Regions from separate parts of the Homo sapiens genome. Here regions 1 and 2 are each linked to region 3. Evidence: chromatin contacts called from ENCODE Hi-C or POLR2A ChIA-PET data. All regions are on one chromosome and are shown on one strand. Each heading gives the region's core, a stretch centred on a gene start or an enhancer-like site at or near the end of the contact. The rest is flanking DNA. Distances are from core to core; before and after follow the strand shown.

The links. A loop is a pair of places that touch in the nucleus more often than their neighbours do. ChIA-PET counts read pairs that join two places held with the same protein, here RNA polymerase II (POLR2A). Pooled maps may share reads with other maps.
Region 1: a pooled map shows a loop between it and region 3 (7-fold over the local background). The contact joins the promoter of ZBTB20 here to the promoter of TBILA in region 3. A Hi-C loop is called at or near these places in 2 of 37 single-sample maps with no recorded cell type and 7 of 50 pooled maps.
Region 2: a map of OCI-LY7 shows a loop between it and region 3 (15-fold over the local background). The contact joins the promoter of LINC01215 here to the promoter of TBILA in region 3. A Hi-C loop is called at or near these places in 1 of 168 maps with a recorded cell type or tissue (OCI-LY7), 3 of 37 single-sample maps with no recorded cell type and 8 of 50 pooled maps. POLR2A ChIA-PET finds 5 or more read pairs at or near these places in 1 of 52 experiments (activated T-cell).

Annotation. Positions count from the first base shown.
Region 1 is chr3:115,145,925-115,148,624 of GRCh38, reverse strand. It overlaps ZBTB20 (zinc finger and BTB domain containing 20), which reads left to right and starts at 1,337. Exons shown (of 12, transcript NM_001348800.3): 1 at 1,337-1,406. RefSeq lists silencers at 342-561, 1,122-1,291, 1,602-1,871 and enhancers at 612-821, 2,552-2,661.
Region 2 is chr3:108,123,814-108,126,513 of GRCh38, reverse strand. It overlaps LINC01215 (long intergenic non-protein coding RNA 1215), which reads right to left and starts at 1,450. Exons shown (of 2, transcript NR_110030.1): 1 at 1,372-1,450. RefSeq lists enhancers at 438-537, 1,038-1,117, 1,338-1,387, 1,668-1,807, 1,878-1,927 and 2 more.
Region 3 is chr3:112,131,979-112,134,678 of GRCh38, reverse strand. TBILA (TGF-beta induced lncRNA) reads right to left here and starts at 1,256. Exons shown (of 1, transcript NR_157393.1): 1 at 1-1,256. It overlaps GCSAM (germinal center associated signaling and motility), which reads left to right and starts at 1,431. Exons shown (of 6, transcript NM_152785.5): 1 at 1,431-1,587. The coding sequence starts at 1,559. It also overlaps a transcript of C3orf52 not described here. RefSeq lists enhancers at 1,106-1,285, 1,766-1,825.

The sequences.
Region 1 (2,700 bases), core at 88-2,587, 3.0 Mb before region 3:
AATGCCTGAGTACTGGACCAATATTTGGTAAGAATTTGGCTCTGGGGAGTGCTATGTTGAATGACAAATGGTTGAGGACGAAGATTTTATTGAAGCATTTGAACCACACTTAATTTTCCGTGTTGCTTTATTTGTTCCTTTTACCACCCAGGATATTGAATTCTGTGGGCTCTGGTTGAGTCGTTGGTACTTCAGGCGTTCAGTAATAAGAAACATAATCTGCTTTTTCCGGCAGGATAATAAATCTCATTTATATTAAGGGAGGCTTACTCCAAACTCTTTTACATAGTATTTTTCTAAATCTTCTGCATGAACAAATTCTTCCTTGAGCCCTAGCACTGGGGACCCGGTCTGGCAACCTGCGCCCCATTCCGCGGGAATCAAGCGTGACCCGGTGCGGCCTTGCGCGCTGCCGCCAGCCAGACCCTCCCTCCGGCTTTCCCACCCACCGCCCGGGATCCAGCCTCCATCCCGCTGCCTCAGCTGTCCAAGACAGCGACACCCCCCTCTCCGCTCCCGCGGCTCCCCCGGCGCAGCTCGCCGCGCCAGACAGCGGGTAACCGCCGCCTCCGCTGGGGCATCCCGGCTCCACAGGCCCAGCGCGCTCCAGACACCTGCCTCTCACTGGCCACCGCCGCTGCCCCTCACCCCGCAGCCCTCTCGGCAATTGGCCCCAGGCCGCCGCTCGTCATCCTCAGCCTTCTCCTAGAGTACCGCCTCCGTCGCCGGGTCATTTAAGTTTATCACAAATAAATAAATAAAGGAGGAAATAGAAATGCGTAGAAAGTAAAAGCAGTAGGGGGTGGGGGAGATGGGGCGTGGAGGAAAAGGAGGGAGGAGCGGAGGAGTAAGCAACCTAACCTGATTGCGCCTGTGTCGACCAATCATGGCTCACTCCAGTCCGGTCTGACGGGCTCCCTGAACCAATAGCCTTCCACCTCCCGGATCACTGAACAACGAGATACGATTGACCTTTTCAGAAAGGGTGAAGGTGCGGCGGGGGGAGGGGGTTGTGGGGGTGGGCGAAGTGGAAGGATTGTCCACCAATCGCCTGTTAATACTTCTCTGAGCGAAGTTTCCGCGTCCCAATGGATGTTTGAGATAGCGGATTGGGCCTCTTTTAGCCCAATCGAAGGTGACAGAGATGAGGGAAGAGGAAGAAAGGGGCGGGGACGGGGGGGCGGAGGGGAGAAGGAAGAGTGCATTTTGTTTATGGGCGGCAACCTCACGAGGGGCGTCCCATTCTCATTGGCTCACTGAAGCCAAGATTGGCGTGAGAGCTATCCTATAGCGGGGAGAGATAGAGGGTTCGCGGAGTGAAGCGTCCAATGTGGGCCTTCTGCCGAAGAAGTAGGGGCGGGGGGAAGTTTAGGAGTTGAGGAAAGAAGATTAAAGAGCGCGAGGAGGTAATGCCACAAACTCTAATTTGTTGTGGGACGGGCGGGAGAGAGGGAGGAGTGTGTGCGTGCCGAGGGGGATGAGGCGTCTGCGAGGCGCCTGGAGTGGGGGGCGGCGGGACTGGGAAGGAGGGGAGCGGGGTGGGGTTGGGGGAGCGAGTTACAGAGCGGCGAGCCAGCGGGCCCTGAGCTGGATGAGCGCGCGCGCCCCCGCGCCCCGCCCCGCCCCGCCCCGCCCGCGCCCCCTCCCCCGGCGCCCTTCTTAGCGCCCGGCGGCTGCCTCGCCCGACCCGGCGGGGAGGTGGGAGGGAGGCGCGGGAGGGTCGAAGGGTGGCGGGGCGGGCGGGACGTCCCGCAGCTGGAAACGTGTCTTCTGCCTTCTTCTCTCTACTCCCTGCGCCTGGAGCCGCTGCTTCCAAGAAGAGGAGCTGAGGGGGACTAGCCGGGGCTCAGGAGCTGCTAGAGGCGCCCGCTTGTCTTCTGCCCCCTCCCTCCTCGCCCTCCCCCGCTTGCCGTGGCTCTCGCGGTCTCTGGAGCGTCTTCAGAGAACTGGGGGGCAGGAGGTGTCCTGGCCCCACAGCCGCTGGATGTCTCTCCAGACGCCGGAGCTCCCGGCCCCCGCCTGCTTCGCTTCTACGACTAGAGAGGAGGGGGCTTGGGAAGGGAAGACACACCTTTCCTTCTTTCTCTTCTTTGGGCCACTTCGGAAACATTAAAACATGTTAACACTTTTTGATTCCTGATATAAAAATGGTTGGAAGGTTCTTGAAAGTTTAAAACAAATGCCGTCTCTCGTACACTGTTTAATGTATTCCTGTCTGTGTGGCTTTTGGGTCCTCCCCCCACCCCCCGCCCCCAGCTGTTATCCTTTTTAAGGATGCTGAAGAGGCAGGAGGCAGGGATTTTCTAAAAGTTCTATTGATAAACACACTTGCACAAACATATGCTAGGCACACACACAAACTAAACATTAGCGAAAAACACAATATGGCGTACAGCTACGGTACCTAGCGCGGTAATCCGCTGATCTCTCACTCCGAACTGGGTTGAATGAGGTCAGTAGCAGGATGACAGCTCTCCAATGAAAATCTGAATGAATCAGGAAGTAGTTTGGAAGCTTGCGGGTGTAGTACTGTCCTCAGAATCAGCATTGGCCAAACCTAAGTTGAACATGTTACCTTTCTAGACATGTGAAAATCTTCTCCACTGTTTTTTCTATTAAAAATACCAAAAGGGTGCTAAAGTCAAGTTTCCTCACTGCGTGGCGGTGTATACATTTCAGCTAAAAAAATTATAGAGGCCA
Region 2 (2,700 bases), core at 201-2,700, 4.0 Mb after region 3:
TGAAGCCTATGGATCCTTTCTTGTAGTGTTTTTAAATGCATAAAGCAAAACTCTTAGGCTTACAAAGGAAATCAATGATATTGAAATACAATTCTATCCTTGGGCCTCTTGTGGGGAAAGGGCAGTGTCCACAGACCCAGGTTAAGAATCTCTGCATGGGTAAATTGATTTCCCAGCTGACTGCTGAGCCACAACCTGCAGTTTGGAAAATAAGGCTGTACAAAGCCTCAGAACATTTTGTTGTAGTTAAGTATTTCAGATGCTTATTATCCTGTCACGGTTTTAACCCTCTTTTCCCTCCCTTTCCCCATGCTCCCTCTATCCAGTCACCCACACCCCACCACATGCACATGCATGTGTACTCACTTACATGCATGCACATATATGTTGCCACATATCCACATACACATAGGCACACACATGCACAGGCACACACATGCAGATCTTAGGTCACATATCTGGAATGAGATGAGGCACTAGACCACTGGGTCCAGCCCCTCCTGTGACCCCAGTCCCACTCCCTGACTGCCTCTGTGTCACAGCTCCTCTGGCTCCTGCCTCAGAACTACTCTAGTGGCTCATTATCTCTGCAGGGCAGCGCTCACCATCACGACTTTCTTGTTTTCTTTCACAGCATTGTGAGCCAATAGGTGCATTCTGCCTCAGAATAGTGGTGGAGACTGGTGGTGGCACAGCCCAGAGCTCTTGACGTTTATTTTCTCAGGCTTCAGTGAACCTTCTGTGGCAGGTGTTTCCTTTTGATAGGCGGCAGTTCCTCCCTGGGTCACTCCAGCCTGCAGCTGAAGCCCTCACTTAGCTCACTGTGGCTGTACTGAACACACCACCTCCCAACATGGAGCAGCCTAGCCAGGGGGTGCGGGAAGGAAAGATGGTTGCTGCCACAAATGAATGACTCAGCTACCTTCTCCAATGGTTTGATATTGACGTTTCCTCCTGTCATAGCAAAAATGCCCAGGTGAACTGTTTTCTCCATCGCATGTAGAAAGATGATGGTTGTCTGAACTGGTTCCAGGTAATGGACAGTGGTAAGCGCTCCCTTCTCTTATAGTATGTTATGGATTGAAGTGTGTCTCCCCACAAAAAGATATTACTGGAGTCCTAACCCTGAATATTTCAGAATGTGACCTTATTTGGAGATAGTGTGTTTACTGAGGTAATCAAATTTAAATGAGGTCATTACAGTCTCTAATCCAATAAGACTAGTGTCTTATAACAGAAACGAACGCTTACAGAGGGAAGACAATGTAAAGAGACACATGGAGAAGATGGCTGTATTTCCATTCTCATGCTGCTATAAGGACATACCCAAGACTGGGTAATTTATAAAGGCAAGAGGTTTAATTAACTCACAGTTCAGCATGGCTGGGGAGGCCTCAGGAAACTTAGAATCACGGCAGAAGGGGAAGCAAACACGTCCTTCTTCAAGTGGTGGCAGGAAGAGAACTGAGTGAGTAAAATGAGGAAAGTCCCCTTATCAGATCTCCTGAGAACTCACTCACTTTCACGAGAACAGCGTGAAGGTAACTGCCCCCATGATTCAATTACCTCCCCCGGGTCCCTTCCATGACACGTGGAGATTATGGGAACTACAATTCAAGATGGGGTTTGGGTGAGGACACAGCCAAACCATATCAACAGCCATCTGTAAGCCAAGGAGAGAGGCCTGGAACAGATACTTCCCTCGCAGCTCCCAGAAGGAGCCAATCCTGCCGACACCTTGATTTCAGACTTCTGGCCTCCAGATTGTGAGACAAGAACAGCAACTCGGCCTGTGTTCTCTGCCCTTGAGGTTGAAACAGGGAGCAGAAGGTTTTTTTTCCCCTCTGTGTTGCAGCATGGAGTTCTGAATGACAGATGAGGGGTTGATCACCCTCCACACCCATGCTAAGCCTTATGGCTTCACGGGGTTCAGGCTTCCTGTGTTCAGTCTTCTGTGTTGCCAGAAAAATTTGCATACTCCCATGGACAAAGAAAGCAGCAGAGGAGAAAGAAGAGCTTTCATTCACTTCCTCTTTGGGGTGAGAGCAAGTCTGAATGCTCTAGAATTGATTCTATTAGAAAAACTCTCTGACCCCAAATATGAATATTTTCACCACACCCAATACTCATAATTTTAAAAATAGATCTTTTGAGTTTCATCCTGACTAGTAACCTAAAGATCACTGACTTCTGATTTATTTTTTTATCATGCTCTACAGTTAGAAATGCAAACATATAGACTAGAGAGGGCCACAGAGGTGTTTGATCCCATCACTTCATGTAGGTAGGAAGATGTTGAACCCCTGAGAGGGGTCGGAACTTGTCCAAGATCACACAGCAGGCAGAGTACATCAGGACCTCAAACCCATATCTTCTGCCCTCTCCTCCTAAGGTCTCCATCACTAACACCCTGTCACGGTCCATCCTGCTAAGGAAGTCTCTACTATAAAATCCCATACCTTGAAAATTAATTGTTTTTCCACTCACACGTTACCACCCTTCCCTCCTGCAAACATTTGGAAGTTGAAAGGTCGCACAGCCTTCATGAAATTAACCAGAAGAATTGAAAGGAAGCTGATGACAAAAGTACTTCAAAATCTGTTTTTCATGAAAACAGCTTTTTCTTTTCCCCCTCAGATCAAACTGAATTTTTCTTTTTATTTTTGCGGTATTCTTCTAATTGTGCCTTTTTAAATGTGT
Region 3 (2,700 bases), core at 7-2,506:
TTGTACACACAGTCTTAGAGGACATAAGTTTCACTTGGCTAAATGCCTAGGAGTGAAATTGCCAGGTTGTACAGTAACCCTATGTTCAATTTTATAAGAAATTGCCATACTTCTGAGATGGGAGAGTTCCCTTGACCCCTTCTCGGGACTTGCGACAGGGGTGTGGCCTACTTACTTGGCCACCACCATGCTCAAACTCTCTGTGGGAGCGGGAGCACGCAGGCAAGCGGGTGCCAGGGCTTCGATGAGCACTTTTGGGCTCCAGCCCAACAGCAGCATTTAGGGATGTGTTACAATTCATGCTCTTTTAGCAGTTGCCATCCGTGGACAGCTAAGTGTTAACCCACTCAATGGAGAGTCAGGGTGGCAGCCTTTTACACCCTGCCCTGTTGGTACCCAGGTTCTTGTTCAGCATCCAGGAAGAATCAGGTTGCATGAATGGTTTGAAAGTTGATGGATGTGGACGATTTTATTAAATGGTGGAAGTGGCTCTCAGTGGAAGGGGAGCTGCAAAGGGGATGGTGCAGGAAGAAAGTGACCTTTCCCTGAAGTCTGCTGTCTCTGGCCGGGCTCCTCCCTGAAGTCATGCCACCTGAAGTTAAGCCACATCTCTGACACTCAGTTGCTTCTTCTCCTCTTGATGTTCAGCCGCTTGTCTGTCTGCCAGCTGAGGTCTGGGGTTTATATGGGCACGGGATAGGGGGGCTGGACAGGCTAAAGAGTAACATTTGGGCAGGATAACAGGGATAACTGTTCTCATTTAGGGCTTCGGTTTCAAGGCTTGAGGGTGGGACCTTTGCCAGTGAACCACCCTCTTCTACCCAGTAAAGCCCTGCCTTCTGTCCTTATCACTTCTTTCCAAAAAGGCTGTCATTTTGCATTCTCATCAGCAATGCATGAGACTTCCAGTTGCTTTGCATACCTTGCCATACTTGATATTGTCAGGGTTTTATAGCCATTGTAATAAGTATGTAAAAGTGTTCCATTGTGGATTTGATTTACACTTCCCTAATAACTACAATGTTTAGCATCTTTTAATGTTCATCTGTATAGTTCCTTTGGTGAAATGTCTGTTCAAATATTTTGCCCATTTTGTTACTGGGTGTTTGTTTTCAGATTTGAGAGTTGTTGATACTATATTTTCTACAGGTCTGTGGCTTGACTGTTTTAACCTCCTTCTGACTTTTCTAAGAAGACAACGTGATTTATAAACGTAAATATCTGTAGTGGAAAAACTCCCATGGCCCATCTGTAATTTCAGACCTGGGATTCCCCAGAGGTTCGAAGCTCTCATTGACGGGTAGTTGCTGGTTATGGCCAACAGCCAGGTTGGTTCAGGCACTGACATGTTAGGACATTCTGCACATGCGTGCCTCTAACACTCCTCCCCCAGCCTCTTCCTTCCCTCTGCAGAGACACCCTTCTCCTTTCTGCTGTCTCTGCACGGGTGGCCAGAGCCACACAGCCCTTTCTTTAAGTCAGGAGTTGCCCTGTCAGAGCACAAGGCAAGAAGGAAGTGGTAAAGGGACGGAGGGGAAGCCCTGAGAGGACTGAGAGGATGGGAAATTCTCTGCTGAGAGAAAACAGGTAAGTCTAGACTCCCTGTGGGAGAGCAGAGGAGATGGGACAGGACAATACAGCAAGGAAGAGAAAAAGAAAGCTAGTATACAGTTAGCACACTAAGTTGGGGTAGAAAGTAGTTGGGTAAGGAAACTGCCAAGCCTTCAGTGCCTACTCTGTGCCAGATACCACATTAAATTTCCCATAGGTTTTGCCTTCTCCCAAGAATCATGGTGAGCAGCTGATGGAGAATAGCTGAAAGGTGGAAAGACTTTACCAAGGAAGGTCTATATAATAGGTTACCACCTAAGAAATGAAACAACTTTCTGAAAGCCCGGGAAGGAGATGCTCTCCTGAGCTCCTCATGCTCCACAAGGAGGTCAAAATCACCACCCTCTTTCAGCCACTATTTTAAGTTTGAAATAAACAGCAAGCTTCCTGCCACCTTGAGTCTTCCTTTGATGTGCACTCCCTGCAAGCAGGTAAGCAGAGGTCATCTAGATTAAATAGGCACAGAACTCAGATTTACTTTCTGGACCTCAGCCTCTTTATTTTAAGTAGAAATAATAATACAATATCTACCTTAGAGAGTTCTAGTGTGTATTGTGCTAGCATAGTGCCTGACATAAAGTAGGGTTCAAAATTAGAAGATATTTTCTGCTTTCTTTTTCTGACCATCATCTTCCTTAATATCAAAGCCGTGCCACCAAAATAGTGCCACCACAGACAAGGTAATCTCTAGGGTATAAAGTGGGGTGATCTAGAGAGAGTAAGCGAGCCAGAGGGGGTCTTCACAGGGTTATGTTTGGAATCCCTGGTCTCAGTTCATGCTACTGGAGAGTGGAACACAGGAAAAAATGGTAGCCCACTTTTGACCACTTGCCGAAAAGAGGATTGGTGGTCCTGTGGAATATCTCATGTCCCTTCCTAAGAATCATGTTGTCTGAGACTTCTCTACCCTGGGTTGTCACAGCCCCTTGTCAATCTTCTACTCTAGCATTGTTCTAACAATTATATAAATTACTATTTTTATTACTAGATATGAGATGCTCAAATGTAGTGATTGTTTCTTATTTATCTTTGAATTCCTGGTTCCTGGCATTGTTTCTGGCATATCACGTGCACTGAATAAGTGCAAAA